2 separate regions of the Homo sapiens genome follow, and region 2 is linked to region 1. The links are chromatin loops, found by intact Hi-C in ENCODE. Cell type or tissue: Caco-2. All regions are shown on one strand.

Region 1 (8,000 bases):
CTCCCCAGGCCATGGGGCTCCTTACACGTAGAGGTGCTGAATAAAATACAGGATGCCCAGTTATATTTGAATTTCAGATAAACAGCAAATGCTTTCAAATTATTTTTGTTTATCTGGAATTCAAATGTAACTGGTCATCCTGTAGTTTCATTTTTGAATCTGGCAACCCAGCTCATAGAGTTTCTGTGGCTGGACAGGGTCTCGGAAGGGACTTAGGAAGAATTCCTGCCCTGACTTAGAGACAATGTAAGGTTAACTCTGCTTTAGCTAACCACAGACCTTCATCCACATCCCATCAGACTACCACATCGCGCTCTCACCCTGCTCCTTAGGCCACACCCTGCATTCACTCCTGTGGTTCTAGATGATTGGAATTCATGGCACAGCCAACCTCAAAAACAATGAAAGGTTCTGTAAAGGCCCACTGGTGATCATGGTGTCTTTACTGGCTGGGTGGGTGGCCAAGTTACATAATCTCTTTCTTGTTTAGTTTGTAATCTTTTTGTTTTTATTTACATTTTTGAATGGGTAATCTATTCATATTACTTACAGAGATTTCAATAAAACATGAAAGGTATACAGTAAGAAGTCTCCCTTTCCCTTTTCTTGTTCAGCCATCCAGTTCCTTCTCTTGTAGGCAACACATACTATTAGTTTCTTATTTTTCCTTCTAGAGATATTTATGCATAGATACACAAATAAGTATATATCCTCCCTCTTCCCGATTTCTACACAGCTGTCAGCATATTGGACCCACTGTGCTCATTGCAGTAAAAGCGTCTTCTTTTCTTCACCTCCAATATCTTGGAGATCTTCTCATACCACAGCATAAAAAACTTATTATTTTTTTAATGGCTGCATTGTGTGGTCATATCATTATTTATTTATTTATTTGAGACAGGGTCTGGCTCTATCACCCAGGCTGGAATGCAGTGGCGTGATCTCAGCTCACTGTAGCCTCGACTTTCTAGGCTCAGGTAATCCTCCCACCTCAGCCTCCCCAGTAGCGGGGACTACTGGCATGTGCCACCACCCCTGGCTAATTTTTGTATTTTTTGTAGAGGTGAGGTTTTGCTATGTTGGCCAGGCTGGTCTTGAACTCCTGGGCTCAAGCAATCTGCCCACCTTGGCCTCCCAAAGTGCTGGGATTATAGGTATGGGCCACTGTGCCCAGCCCCATCATTTAATCAGCTTCCTTTTGATGAACATTTATGTGGATTCCAATTGTTTGCTGTTACACACAGCAATGCAGTACATGCATTATTTGTATTTATGTGAATGCCTTAGGTTAAATTCCTAGATACGGAGCTGTTGGGCCAGAGTACATGCATACATTTGTAGTTTGCCAAGTTGTTCTCCATGTTAGTTTCCCATAGCTGCTACAACAAATTACCACAAATGCAGTGGTTTTAAACAGCACAAAATTATTATCTTACAATTCTGGAGGCCTAAAGTCCTCAAACCAAGATGTGGCAGGGCTGTGCTCCTTCTGGAGGCTCTAGGGGAGAATCCATTTCCTTGCCTTTTCCAGATTCTTGAAGCTACCTGCATTCCTTGGCTTGCGATCTCTTCCTCCATCTTTAAGGCTGGCTGTGTGGCATCTGCAAATCTCTCTTTCTCTGGCCACTGCTTCTGTTATCACAGCTCTGCTGGCTCTGACACTCCTGCCCCACTTTTGTAAAGAGCATTATGATGATATTGGGCTCACCTGGATAATCCAGGACACACTCTCCATTTTTAGATCTGCAACTTTAATCACTTATGCAAAGTTCCTTTTGCCATGTAAGGTAATATAGTCACAGGTTACAGGGAGTAGCATGTGGACATCTTTGTGGGGTCATTATTCAGATGGCCACACTCTCCATGGAGTTTGTCCCAATTTAAACTCCCAACACAGCCCTAACTCGCAGAATGTGCATTCAAAATTTCTGAATCTTTACCAATCTGAGAGGTTAAACAAATGGCATCTCCATGTAAATTTTACATAGCATTTTTCCTTTTATGGGAATGGGGGACCTATTCTTTAAGAATCATCTCTTTTTTGCTTTCTTTTTGAATGTCTATTCAAATACTTGCTTATTTGTCTATCAGGTTGTCAGTTGCAAAGTGATTATATGTTGGTGAGAGTAGATGGTGTTTCTGAAAAACAGGTTGCACTTTTTTTTTTTTTTTTTGCAGTTTGTCATTTGTTTTCACTTTGCTTTTAAAGGCTTTTTCACCATGTAAAAGGCTTTAGTTTTATGTAGTTGAATTTATCGAATTTATCTATGGCTTCTGGGTTTTGTGTCATAGTTACAATGACCTTCTCCACCTCAAGGTAATAAAAGAAACAGTTTCTTTTTAAATTTAAGTAAACAGAAAACATACAGTCTTTTTTGAAGAGGTAGAAAATACAGATTGACAATAAAAAAGAAAAGCCACCTAAAACATATACAGTATTCTGTGGTATATTTTATGTAAGAGGGGCCTACAACATTATGCTTTGTTTGAATGTGGGAGCAAGGCAGTGGGTCACTGAAGCTGGCCCACATTCAAGGGTAGTTGAGCCTATTGTGAGCATCTCTTCCCAACACTATGTTTGGTAACATCAATTTGGGAGTTTGAAATTAATCCTGTTGAGGGTGTTTACAGTATAGAAGTTGGCAGAAGCTACAAATCAGAGCTTTTTTCCCTAGCGAACTAGTTGTGAAACATTTACCAGCACACCACTAGGGCTAGAGAACTTGTTTTCAAAGCTTTTTTTATTTAAAAAAACCCAATAACTCAGTTTACTTAGGGTTTTTTGTTTGTTTGTTTGTTTGTTTTCTGTTTGAGAATAACTGAATGGCTATTGGTAGGACTAATAGGGATTGTATGTGGGTAGCTTTAGATCAGTGGTGCTTCTGTGCATGAGTGTGTGCAAACACACACATTTACTAGACAATCACGTGGTGCATTAAGTCTGGTGACCTGTTTTTTTTTTGTCTCTTTAATGGTATTGTAGCCATCTTTCTACCTCAATAAATATTTATCCGAATCATTATTTTAATGGTTGCATTTTATGCTGCAAAATGATTTATTGCATTTTGACCAATCCCCTGTTGAGACACTTATGAAACTTCTGTATGTCTCAGTTTCCCCCTCCAGTTGCTAGATGAGGCTATTCAGTTCTTCTCAAGGATGTTGGGATTATCAGTGAGAAAACTTTCAAGGAGTGCTGTGATACCCTCAGATATGGGAGATCTTTCCAGTGTTGGCATCACTCTTCTGACTACCCCCAACTGGGCAGGCCTTTTGGTATAACTAGCTCAGACCCCTTAGAAATGTAAATTCTGGAGCTATCTATGTAGCAACAGCAGCTCAGGAAGAGCTGAGCTAAATAATGGTAGCACTTAAGATGTGGATCCCAAAACACAGAAGCCCTGCCATGAGACAGACAGGGAAGGTGACAGTTAAGTCATAGATAACAAGACGAGGACAAATTCCATCAACTCACTGTGAAGTTTCAGACAGGCCAGCGGGAATGGAGGATTCAGGGTGGGGGATAATTAGAGAAGATATTTTTGGGCTAAGAGACAAAGTGGAAATGACATTTCCTAGTTAGCATGGACTAAAAAAGTGCCACACAATAAATCTTTCTCAGATTATCTTTTTTTTTTTTTTTTTGATCTTGCTCTGTCACCCAGGCTGCAGTGCAGTGGTGTGATCATAGCTCACTACAGCCTCAAACTCCTGGGCTCCAGTAATCCTCCTGCCTCAGTCTCCCAAGTTGCTGGGACTACAGGTGCATGCCACCATGACTGGCTATTTATCATTATTATTATTATTTTTTTTGCAGAGACAGAGTTTCTTAGGCTGGTTTTGAACTCTGGCCTCAAGTGACCCTCCTGTCTCGGCCTCCCAAAGTGCTGGGATTATGGGTGTGAGCTGCTGTGCCTGGACTGAATATCTTCAATTCTGTGTTTTGGAGAATTTAAGAGAAATATGAGAAAGGAATGAGTAGACTGATTTTAGTGAGGAAAAAATTGGACATTCTTTAAGTTCATAAACATCTTTGAACAACCACTTTGCCAGACATCAGCTTGATTTTGTTATATCCAGAACCACTGGCTACTGGTGATGCTTTTGATGATGAAATACAGTATTACTGCACTCAATTTAGTCCACAGAGTTATGCTGTGATGTTATTTGAATAACGTAATTGCTCTGAGTGGGATTACCATCTACTAAAGGGAGGAAGGTGCTCTGAACATTTTCAACAAGTGCTAAGAAAGATTATTAATATGTAAATTTAAAATTAGTGCCTACACTGAAGGTTTGAAAATACTCTTTCGGTGTTTCCTTGACCTTAAGGACAAACAGGCACTACCAAGGTGAAATACCATAACCTACTCTGGTTTTTGATTTCTTAAGACATGTTGTTGCCACTGGAAGGCAGTGTTGCTTAGCCACCGTGTGCATCCAAGACATTGGGCAGATCTGAAGGTTTGTCCTGAATTTGCAAGGAATCCTATTGAGCTAAAGAAGCGCTTTTCTATATGCCTCTTTTCAGAATCTGGCAAAGATCACGGGCTGCTCATGGATGCACCTTGCTTGTCGGGTGTTTCCTTTAAGCAGGAGTGTTGACTTTAATTATGTGAAATCAGCCTGTATGTACTAAGCTGGTGAGCCTTGATTCCCTTTGGTCTCCACCTTTCTCACTTGTGAAATGGGACCATCAGTCCTCGAAACCTAACAGCATAATGCAAACACAACACAACACAACAGAACAACCAAACAAACAATGGCGGGGTTTCCATACAGTCACACGAAAACTGACCAGTTGATCAACGAATTATAGAGGTATTCTTTCAGAAATCTCACTTTGACTATTGACTCTCATTAGACAAAATTATTTCATGATTATCCTAGTTTTTTTTTTCTCCTATCACCTACCATACTCAGTAGAATTCTAGGTAAATCATGAGTTTTCTCAAAGAAAACTGATTTAACAATTAAACACATATTCTTCCTGCATTTTTTTCTCCTTATCAACAAATCTTCAGGTAGGGTTTTGATTTAGAAGCACACTTCAGGATGCAAATTAGGGAGTACTCTCTTGATTTTTTAATAATATACGTCTCCCCTTTAGACTATTAATAGTAACCTTTATCTTTGTACAGTGGATTCAAAATTTAAAGCCTTTGAATATATTTTCTCATTGAATTCTCCTAACAGTCTGTGAATTTGGTAAGGGAGGAATCATGATTTCTATTTTGATGCTCAGGAAACAAGTTCAGGTTGAGTGAAGCTCCCAAAGCCAATTAATCAACTTCTGGTTTTAAACTGTGCTTTCCCTCTTCTTTGTATACACTACGTATGAACAAAGGACCTTCGTGACACAGGCTGTGGTGGGAAGGCTGGAATTATAGGCTTTTATTCACAGCATTTTTTGGTCCCATCTTTCTTCCTTCAGTTCATAGACAAGCTTACCTCATTTTGGTTTTGTCAATAAAGGGTCAGCACAGCATCATTTTTCATGGACTTATGGTGAATAAGGGGCTCCCTATGTTAAAAGCTTTTCTGCTTCTTAGGGGGCTTTAATCTAAAGAGTGTTTCTGCAGAGATGTCTTTCACCTGAAAGACTGTGGATCACTTTTCAAACGCGGAATTGTCTTATCTGAAATACATTTCTACCTGTGCTGAAAGACACAGGCATAATCAATGCCTTGATCATAGGAACAATCTTTATCAAAAGTGCTTTAGATCCTGAAGAGCCTAAGGGTAAGAGAGAGAGCGGCCCTTTGCTGGTGTCAGAATGTGGTCAGGAGCTCAGCTCCCTCGTGGACTCGGCTCGATGCAAGGTTTCAGCAAACGCTTCGGAATCCCTCTAATCCCTTCCGTGTTTTCAGCATCAGGTAATTAACATATTTCTAGATGCAGGTCACTTTAGTTCAATTGTTGCCTTTATATCCTGCAGCGGCTTAGTTTTAGTGTCATTTTAAAAACTGAAAGCTGCAGTGTACCAGGTAGTGAATTAGTTAATGAGGATTCTTTTGTCTATTATACTGGCTATCAATATGGATTGAAAGTTAAATTCACCTTCCTCATTGCCCTCCAGCAAAGTTCATGAATGAGGAATAGTCCCTCAGAAGCTGCTTAAAAAATCAAAGTCAGACTTACTATTAATACCAGTATTCAGACATAGTTGGTAAGACCTATAAGGTAGGTCCTTTTATCCTTGACTAATCCAGCTCAGAGCTAGGAGTTTTGAGAAGACTAGATAGATGGATCACAGCTGACATTCTTCTTTTTATGTTAACATTGTACCATGCTAGTGAAGTCTCTCACATTGTGCCTATATAATTTAATAATATATCACACACATATAACTTTTAATTTAAAATTTTAATTTTTCTCTTTTTTAAGGCAGGGTCTCACTGTCGCCCAGGCTGGAGTGCAGTGGCACGATCACGGCTCAAGTGATCCTCCACCTTAGCCTCCCAAGTAGTTGGGCCAACAGGCATGCACCACCACACCCAGTTATATTTAAAAAAAATATATTTTGTGGAGACATGATCTCAAATGTTTCCCAGGCTGTTCTCAAACTCCTGGGCTCAAGTGATCCTCCTGCCTTGGCCTCCTGAAGTGCTGAGATTACAGGCATGAGTCCCTGCACCCAGCCTTAAGATATTTTTAATTAAAGTTTTAATGAGATAGTTTTAGATTTACAAGCAGTTATAAGAAATAGTACAGAGATGTATTAGTCCATTTTCATGCTGCTAGTAGAGACATACCCAAGACTGGGTAATTTATAAAGGAAAGAGGTTTAATTGGTTCACGGTTCCACATGGCTAGGGAGGCCTCACAATCATGGTGGGAGATGAAGGAAGAACAAAAAGATGTCTTACATGGTGGCTGGCAAAGAGAATTTGTGCAGGGGACTCCCCTTTATAAAACCATCAGATATCATGAGATGTATTCACTATCACGAGAACAGCACAGGAAAGACCTACTGTCATGATTCAATTACCTCCCATGGGGTCCCTCCCATGAAACATGGGAATTAAGGGAAGTACGATTAGAGATTTGTGTGGGGACACAGCCAAATCATATTGAGAGAGATACCACATAATCTTTGCCAGTTTCCCTCAGTGGTAGCATTTTGCAAAAAACTATAGTATAATATCATAACCAGGGTATTAACAATAATACAATCCACTGATCTTGTTCGGACTTCCCCGGTTTTATTTGTGCTCACCTGTGTGTGTGCATATGTGCATGCATATGTGTTCATGTGCTTAGTTCTGTACAATCTTGTCATGTGTGTTCATGTTTCACCACTACTTCTAGACCCTGAACAGTTCCATAACTGCAAGGATCCTTCACATTGCTCTTCTATAGCCACACCCACCTCTATCCTGCCCATGCCCTCACCTTTCCTTAACCCCTGGCCACTACTAATCTGTCCTCCATTCCTAAAATTTTGTCACTTCACAAATGTTTTATAAATGAAATCATACACTATGTAATCTTTCAGGATTAGCTTTTTTGTTTTTGGACTCAGCATAATCCCTGGATAGTCATTCCAGTTATTATGCCTATCAATAGTCTGCTCCTTTTTATTGCTGAGTCATATTCCATGGTATTAATGTACCACAGTTTGTTTAATCATTTACCCATTGAAAGACATTTATGTTGTTTCCAGTTTTGGGCTATTATGAATAAAGCTGCTATGAGTATTCATGTACAGGTTTAGCATGAACATAGTTTTCATATATCTAAAATAAATGCCCAACGTATACATCATTTTAAAGAATAAAAGGAGTAGAATTTTTATGCTACCTTCCAGAAGTTATATTCTTCTAAAAGATGATTCACTTCAGCTTGTTTAGAGACTCCATACTTGTAAACACCATGAATATTTATTATTTCTATCTTGTCCTAGGTAAACAGAAAGGTTTTTTGCATGAAAATAATTTGGATTTCAGTCAATTCATTATGTGGCTATTTCATGGGGTGATGAGGTATTAGTAATTAAA
Region 2 (8,000 bases), 720 kb after region 1:
GGGAGCAGATTTAAAGCTGTCAGCAGTAGAGGAGAGAAGGCCAAATTGCTCTCATGCTTGAGCCTGTGGCCCAATTTGTTTGTAATTGGATTGGTATGCAGGGAAGATAGAGCTGTCTGGGGGAAATGCTACATGATTCCCTTTAGTAGAGGATACTACTGATGCTGCTCATAGCCCAGCGCCAGATCCCAACTAATGAGGGAGGGCAGTGAGACCCTAAACGCAGAGGAGAAGGGCCAATTCCATGTATTCACCAGGTAAAAGGACAGCAGGGGATGCCCTTCACCAAATTTAACCCAGAAATCAGAGCATACATTGCAAGGTTTGTGTGCAAAGTTAGGGAATGTGGGCCAAGGAGGAAGCTTGGATGACAGAAGGGAGGAGAAGATGAAGCTGGACAGGATTCCAAGAGTCTAATAGCAGCCCTTTACCAGGAGAACTTTTTTTTTAATAAAATGAAATTGCTGCAACTTCCATTGCCTTCTCAGTTGAGTCTACATGGCCCAATTGTCAGCCAATAATATAAATTCCATCTGCAGGCCATCGCCAGCTGCAGAGCCTGAAAAATGTAGGCTTGGGGAGAAAGAGATTTAGTTCTACTCTCGGTTTTGCTACATACCATTTATGAAACTTTGGCAAGATACTTAACCCAATTGAAGCTCAGTCTTCTGGTCTGTAAAATGAAAATAATAACTCCTATGAGAATGCTGACTTAAAGGGATCTTGAAAGTCTGAAGAGCCATATTGGGTAAAATTCATGGTCAATCAGCATTATCCCCCCCCACCTTTATATATGTTCCCCTTTATCTCAGGCACCAGAAGCCTGGGAACTACATATCCCAGATTTGCTTTCCACCAAGGTTCTGAATTTGACTTACATTTGACAATGAAATTCATTTGTGAGATATCTGTAAGGGGAAAGAGAGCAAGAGATGCCTCTTCCTCTGTCAATGGTGGTGGTGGTGACTTGAGTATGAGCTCCCACAGATGTGACCAACATAGTAGCTGGCTGGTCACCTCTAGGCACCAGCTTCAAGGCTGTGGGCCAGTTATTATTTCCTGACCTCAGGTGGCAACCTGTGTGACATAACCTGAAAGCTAAGAGTAATCCACCTTACTTTCTTGGTTCTAGTCTTTTCCACAGCATAGTACTTTCTTGGTTCTAGTCTTTTCTGCAATGTAGTAAGCACTCATATTTGCTTTCTATTCCTATTTGTTTCAGGCAATGGAAGGCAATGGAAGTTGCAGCAATTTCATTTTACTAAAAAAATTTATATAGCAAATTATCACAAACTTAGCACCTTAAAACAACACTTATCACACACTTCCGTAGAGCAGGTGAGCTCAACTTGGTTCTCTACTCTGGGTTCTCACAGGGCTGAAATCAAGGGGTCAGTCAGATTGAGCTCTTATCTGGAGGCGCTGGAAAGAATCTACATCCAAGTTCATTCATGTGGTTGGAAGAATTTACTTCCTCCTGCTTTTAGGACTGACATTCCCCTTTCCTTGCTAACATCAACCAGGGGCCTCTCTCAACTCCTTAAAGCCACCTACGTTCCTTCCCACAAGGCCTCCTGCATCCTCCACGTGGAGTCCTTCTCACAACATCACAGCCAGCAGCAGAATCCTTGTGTCAAATCCATCCCCACACTTTAACTCTGATTTGCTTTTCCTTTACGAGGAGAAAGCTGCCTGCTTTTAAGGGCTCATGTGATTAGATCAGGCCCCTTAGATAATCTCCTTTTCTTAAACTGAGTCATATAATATATCACAGGAGTGTTATATTAGCATACTTACAGCTTATAGAATTACAGTATAAGATTTTTGGGGAACCATTTGATAAATTCTGCCTACCATAGCACCTAATTCCCTCTATTAAATCACATCCTGCATGAAAAACCTACAGTGGTTTCTGTTTTCCTGTACTGAACCATAAGGGATCTGAGACCACTGTCTGCAAACAAACTCTAAAGTAGAGAAAATATCCCTTAAGGTTTCATAATGGTCTTACCCTTGGAACATGGTGGACCTTTACCCAACAAACATCAGTTCAACAAACAATTATTTAGCAACTGTCATGTACCAGGTTGTGCTACATTTAAGGCAATCAAAAAAGAATAAGAAACCCTCCTACCCTTATGGTCTAACTGGCAAAATAGCCACATGAATAGAGCATTTCAGTGGATTATAGCATCAGAGATTTTAAGAGAGATTAGGTTCAAAGTGGAACACTATTCATTTACTCAAGAAATATTGTTTAGACAGCTACTCTGGGTCAGGCATTGGCTTAGGTGCCAGCGATTGGAAGACTAATAGAGTAGGTTCCTCCCTGGAGAATCTCAAGTCTGATGGAGGAATTGGATATGTAATCACAATAAAATATAATGTTATAATAATGTCTGCAATATTTAGACTTTTTACTAGGTACCCTACACTATGCTAAATACTTTAAGTACATTATCCTTTTTAACTTTTACTTTAAGCCACGGCTGGGCATGTTGGCTCATGCCTGCAATCCCAGAACTTTGGGAGGCCGAGGCGGGTGGATCACCCGAGGTCAGGAGTTCGAGACCAGCCTGGCCAACATAGTGAAACCCTATCTCTACTGAAAATAAAAATCAGCTGGGCATGGTGGCTCGCACCTGTAATCCCAGCTACTCAGGAGGCTGAGGCGGGAGAATAGCTTCAACCAGGGAGGTGGAGATTGCAGTGAGCCAAAATACAGCCATTGCACTTCAGCCTAGATGACAAGAACAAAACTCTGTCAAAAAAAAAAAAAAAAAAAAAGCTTACCTTAAGCCTAAGAGTTATATACAATTATTTTCTAAATTTTACAGAGGAGGAAAATGAGGCTGAAAACAATTAGGTCACTTTTCTAGGAAAAGATAGATCTGAGTTTGCAACCCAGATAGACCCAATTCTGTCACTCCCACCCCACCCCCTCAGGGGATCACTTCAGGATCATTTCTCAACATTTCTGTACTGCTTGCTCCACCCCACCTCCACAGTTTACTGCCATTCCCACACACATGGGCTTCACTTCCTACAGCCAACACCTGCACTCTTTCTTGGAGAACTATCTTTTGAGTCTCCTTTGCCCACACAAATGGAGAAACCAAAGTGTCTTAGGGAGTGCATGTCCCCTGGGGTGGTTCTTGACCCATACCTGCTGGATATGAGGGTATGAAAACTCCAGTTCCTTTGCCTTAGGTTAGGACAACTCTGAGGCCTGATGTATAATTATTGACTTTGCCTGCAGATTGGGCAAAAGATGATCGAATTTGTCTGTGATTGTACACTCCCTTGGCTTCCTCCTTCCCCTCACCTCTGTGCACCCCTCCCCACTACTTTCCCAGTTTCCTTTGGGAATTTCCTCATTGTGATGGTTAATATTATATTGAGTGTCAACTTGATTGCATTGAAGGATGCAAAGTATTGTTCCTGGGTGTGTCTGTGATGGTGTTGCCAAAGAAGATTAACATTTGAGTCAGTGGACTGGGAAAGGCAGACCCACCCACAATCTGGGTGGACACAATCTAATTGGCTTCCAGGATGGCCAGAATAAAAGCAGGCAGAAGAACATGGAAAGACAAGACTAGCTAAGTCTTCTGGCCTTCATCTTTCTCCCATGCTTGATGCTTCCGGTCCTCAAATATCAGACTCCAAGTTCTTCACCGTTTGGACTCTTGGACTTATACCAGTGGTTTGCCAAGGGCTCTCTGGCTTTTGGCCACACACTGAAGACTGCACTGTTGGCTTCCCTACTTCTGAGGTTTTGGGACTCAGACTGGCTTCCTTGCTCCTCAGCTTGCAGATGGCCTATTGTGGGACTTCACCTTGTGATCATGTGAGTCAATTCCCCTAATAAACTCCCCTTCATATATGCATGTATCCTATTAGTTTTGTCCCTCTAGAGAACCCTGACTAATACATTCATAAACACTTTAGCACAGATCAGAGGGTCTGCCCTAAGACACCACTGCTCTGATATTTACACTACACCACTATGGGAACCAAGAGGAGTGACTATATCCATTTGGGGCAGTTGGCATAGCATTCCCAGAGAAAGTAATATTTCTGGGTTATAAGCAGAGGTCTGCCAAGATGGACAAGTGGGAAGAAGAGCATTCCAGCTGAAGAGAATGGAACACACAAAAACACAGAAAAAGGAAGGTTAAGGGCAAGTTGAAGGATGGAGAAACAGGTTGGATAGCCGGAGCCAAGGGTAGAGGAGGCAAGACCTGCAGTAAGTAGGAATCCTCAGGCCAGGAGAAGCACCTAAGAGTATTAAGGGAGATAGACCATGATCACCTTTATCTTTTTGATTCAGCAAATACTTACTGAGAGCTTACAATGAAGGTAGGAAACCAACCTAGTCACTTGGGGGATATTACAATGACAACCACTAAATACATGTGCATATTTAAATTTAAATTAATTAAAATTAAATTTTAATTTCCCAGTCACACTAGCCACATTTCAAATGCTCAGTAGTCACATGTGGCTAGTGGCTCTCACACTGGTTAGTGCAGGTATCGAACATTTGTATCACTGCAGAAAGTTCTATTGGATGGTGACAATCTAATCACAGGAGGGGATAGCTATTCACCTTCCATCTAATTTTTCATTTTATGTGGCTATTTCCTTTTTAGTCTTTTTAAAAAGTTACTTCTTCTGCCTGTCCCTTTTAGTCAGAAGAATCTGAGGATTCTTTTGATGGCACAGTGGGGCGGCTGCACAAGCACCTGCATTGGGCAATCAGATCATAGTAGTGGTTGTCAAAAGATTGCAAAAGGGATTGCAGAAATCCCTTTGAAAATGCACGTGGTCTTTTATGTATTGGATGAGCGAGATATGCTCACACCTGCCTAGAGAATCCAAGTAGTGGGGTCTGCCTGCCTCAATCTGTTCACCTTATTCATTCTGAATGTGTGTAGCTCAAAGCATGTCCTCCCAAAGCAAAAGAATATTTACAAAAGAGACACAAACTGAATTCCTCACCTGGCACTCTGTCATTTCCAGTGCCACACAAATGAAAGTAAACCAGCCACTAGCAACAGTCATTTCCGAAATCCAGTGGGAAATTTAAAACTCATGATTTTATATATTTTACATAATAAATTCATAGGAACTGGAATTTTATTTGAAGAGTTGTTTCCTTCTGCTTCTTCATCTTCCATTTGATTACAAGAACCAACCAACCAACCAACCAACCAAGTTTTTACTGATATCCTAGAATAAATCTATCAAACAGAAACACTGAGCTGTGTTTAATCAGTGTCACTGCAGAGAAATTTAAACTTAACACAGTACAAATCATAATAATTATGCATTTAAATACTAAATTCACCCTAAAGAGGCAATTTAGTATTTAACTGAGAAAAGAACAAGTGTCTCTTTATTCCTGGTATGGTACACCTTTCAGGTTTCAAACAAATACCACCCACTTTATAAAAGCTCTCCTCGTTATCATAATAACAAGAGGAATTATAAGAGAGGAAAAATGCTATTTTTAAAAATAAAATTTCAACTTTTATTGACCGTGATGCCTGTATCAACAGCTTAACCCAGTCTGCTTTATATGACTTTTAGTAGCCAAATAAAGTATAATATTTTTTAAAAGCTTGTAAACACTAGTAGACCAGTTCTTAAAGGCCTGGAACAGCTACATGAACCAGAAGCTACATAGAAAAGAGATTGTATTTTTTCTAAGGCAGAGAAGGTGTCATTGCAATCAATAAGATGTCTTTTACAGTTTTTCTTCTTTTGGTGTGTGTGTGTGTGTGTGTGTGTGTGTGTGTGTGTGTGTGTGTGTGTGTGTGTGTTTAGGGCTTGGTTAATTCTATTGCCCTTGCACCTGCAAGCAAAAGGGTACAGAATATTCCCACTCTCCTTTTTCTCTAATTCTACAAGACTGAGGAAGGAACAGCGACCAAGCTCTTAAAGTTTTCCAGCTGCTTATAGAGAGGTGGGTTGTGTTCCACATTTTACTCTTACAGCCCTGCCACCAGATGAAAGGAAAAGCATAAAAGCATCAGCAAAGCCTGGACTCTGCTTTTCCTGCTCTAACATGCCATCAAATAGAGACAGAGCACTCGACTGATGTAGGCATTCTGTTGTTCGTATTTGCCGAGTTCAGCTAAGAATGTCTGAGATCAACAGGTGGCCTTGCTAATGGAACAGATTCACTCATTGTTTGTGTGTTTAATGAATCATTGAGTTACTGATCAACAGTGAGCAATGGAAGCTGTTCAAACAGAAAGGAAGCCCAGCCGTGAGGTGGTGCTGCCAACACACTCCTTTGAAGCTCGGCTGGCCCCTGTGGGGAGTGCAGGAGGCTGGGGGTCTACTCCCTACGGTTCCCAGAGAAATGGTAGCAAGAAGACGGTGTTATTTCTAATTGGATGATGAAAGTCAGCCTAGGGGACAGAGACCAAAGGGCCATACGTAAGAAGAGGAGGAAGTGAAAACATCTGAATCAAAGGTTGAGGTAAAACTGAGAGACAGTGTTTGCAGTGAACCATGCAGTAACCTTCATCTTGCCCCCTGGTCTTCAGGAAACAAGCAAGTGGGGAAGGACCGAAAGAGGTAAGAAAAAAGCAAAGCTGAAGATGCAGATGCTGATTTTTTTTTACAAAGAGTTCATAGTACAGTGGAAATTCTCTGTCATTCTGAGAGGCGGGGCTGAACTTCATTGTGGGATTCCTAAGTTACACCAAGCCTTGCCTGTGAGTGGAATTGACTTACGGTAGACTAGAAGTGTAATTAATGAGATGTGTTTCTTAAATTCCCGACAAATAATATGTTTTATTTGTCACCATTAAAAGTTTGAATTTTTAAACAGATTCTCGGACTTTTATCCATCAGCTTGTTTAACGTTAGCATCTGTCTCACCCCAGTAGCTTTTCTAGAACCACTACCTTCATCATGAGGCTCCCTAGGTTTTCCCAGTTCAGAGTTGGGCATCTTCAGCTTCACTTTTCTAATGAACACATTATAGAGAGGATAACTAGATTGGCAACCCTCTCCTATGTCTTTCCAGCGCTTTCTGCTATCAATTCAATGGCCACTTCTTCCAAGACATCCATCTGTACCTCCTAGGTCGAGATTTCTATCATCTTCTTTCAGGCTTGGCAGGCCTATAGTTGCTCGGTGTAGGAGGTCATCAGAATCTGATTGTTGCTTTTTCTTTTTTTTTTTTTTTTTTTTTTTAGTAAAACCAACACAAAAGAGATGAAGCAAATAACCATCAGTAGCTCTGACATTAACGTAAACTTCATACCTGGTCTGACACTTTTTAACCATGGAGCACATTTTTTCGTGGGTGAAATCCCTGCCACAGAAGTTGGTCAGGCAATCTTCACCCTAAATACCTTCAGTAATGAACTTGAATTTTCTAAATGCAACCTCATTGTTCTGTAGATCAACAAGGCTCACTTCAAAAAAATGGCTCAACCACTTTCTCCTTGGATCCCTTTTCGGCACCTTTTGTGGGCTGTGTTTCTTTGTTTTTGTTTTCTGTTTTGTTTTGTTTTGAGACGGAGTCTCACTCTGTCGCCCAGGCTGAAGTGCAGTGGCGCGATCTCGGCTTACTGCAAGCTCCGCCTCCCGGGTTCACGCCAGTCTCCTGCCTCAGCCTCCTGAGTAGCTGGGACTACAGGCGCCCGCTACCACGCCTGGCTAATTTTTTGAATTTTTAGTAGAGACGGGGTTTCACCATGTTGGCCAAGATGGTCTCGATCTCCTGACCTCATGATCCACCCACCTCGGCCTCCCAAAGTGCTGGGATTACAGGTGAGCCACCGCGCCTGGCCTGTGGGCTGTGTTTTTAAAAGGGAGGGGACGTATGAGAGATATGACCAAGTGTGGTCTGGTGGGGAGAGCACTGTGCTATGGGTTAAGCAGTGTGTGTCTTAGTTCCAATTTGGCATCTATCTTTGGAGCACCGTTGGTCCCATACTGTCTGTGGCAGAGACTGGCTAAGCTATTCATCAAACCTG

Evidence for each region. Peaks named below come from ENCODE experiments on the same cell type or tissue, not always from the same donor. Only the 100,000 strongest peaks of a DNase experiment are listed, where the experiment ranks them.
Region 2: it touches region 1 in a loop (20-fold over the local background); 2 of 110 quality-filtered maps call a loop at or near these places.

The regions. Positions count from the first base shown.
Region 1 is chr14:54,335,321-54,343,320 of GRCh38, reverse strand. No RefSeq gene overlaps it. Among named protein-coding and RNA genes, the nearest start is that of CDKN3, 58 kb to the left of the region's middle. RefSeq lists an enhancer at 3,083-3,604. In Caco-2, a CTCF peak has its summit at 4,410 (motif pointing right); no DNase peak of the experiment used is centred here.
Region 2 is chr14:53,612,241-53,620,240 of GRCh38, reverse strand. All of the region lies in intron 2 of LOC105370504 (a long non-coding RNA gene), which reads right to left. It overlaps LOC124903316 (a long non-coding RNA gene), which reads left to right and starts at 7,859. Exons shown (of 2, transcript XR_007064176.1): 1 at 7,859-8,000. It also overlaps the pseudogene RPS3AP46. RefSeq lists enhancers at 6,185-6,284, 6,305-6,404, 7,360-7,469 and a silencer at 7,790-7,839. In Caco-2, no CTCF peak of the experiment used is centred here; DNase peaks (open chromatin) are centred at 4,810 and 6,280; H3K4me3 peaks cover 1,838 bases.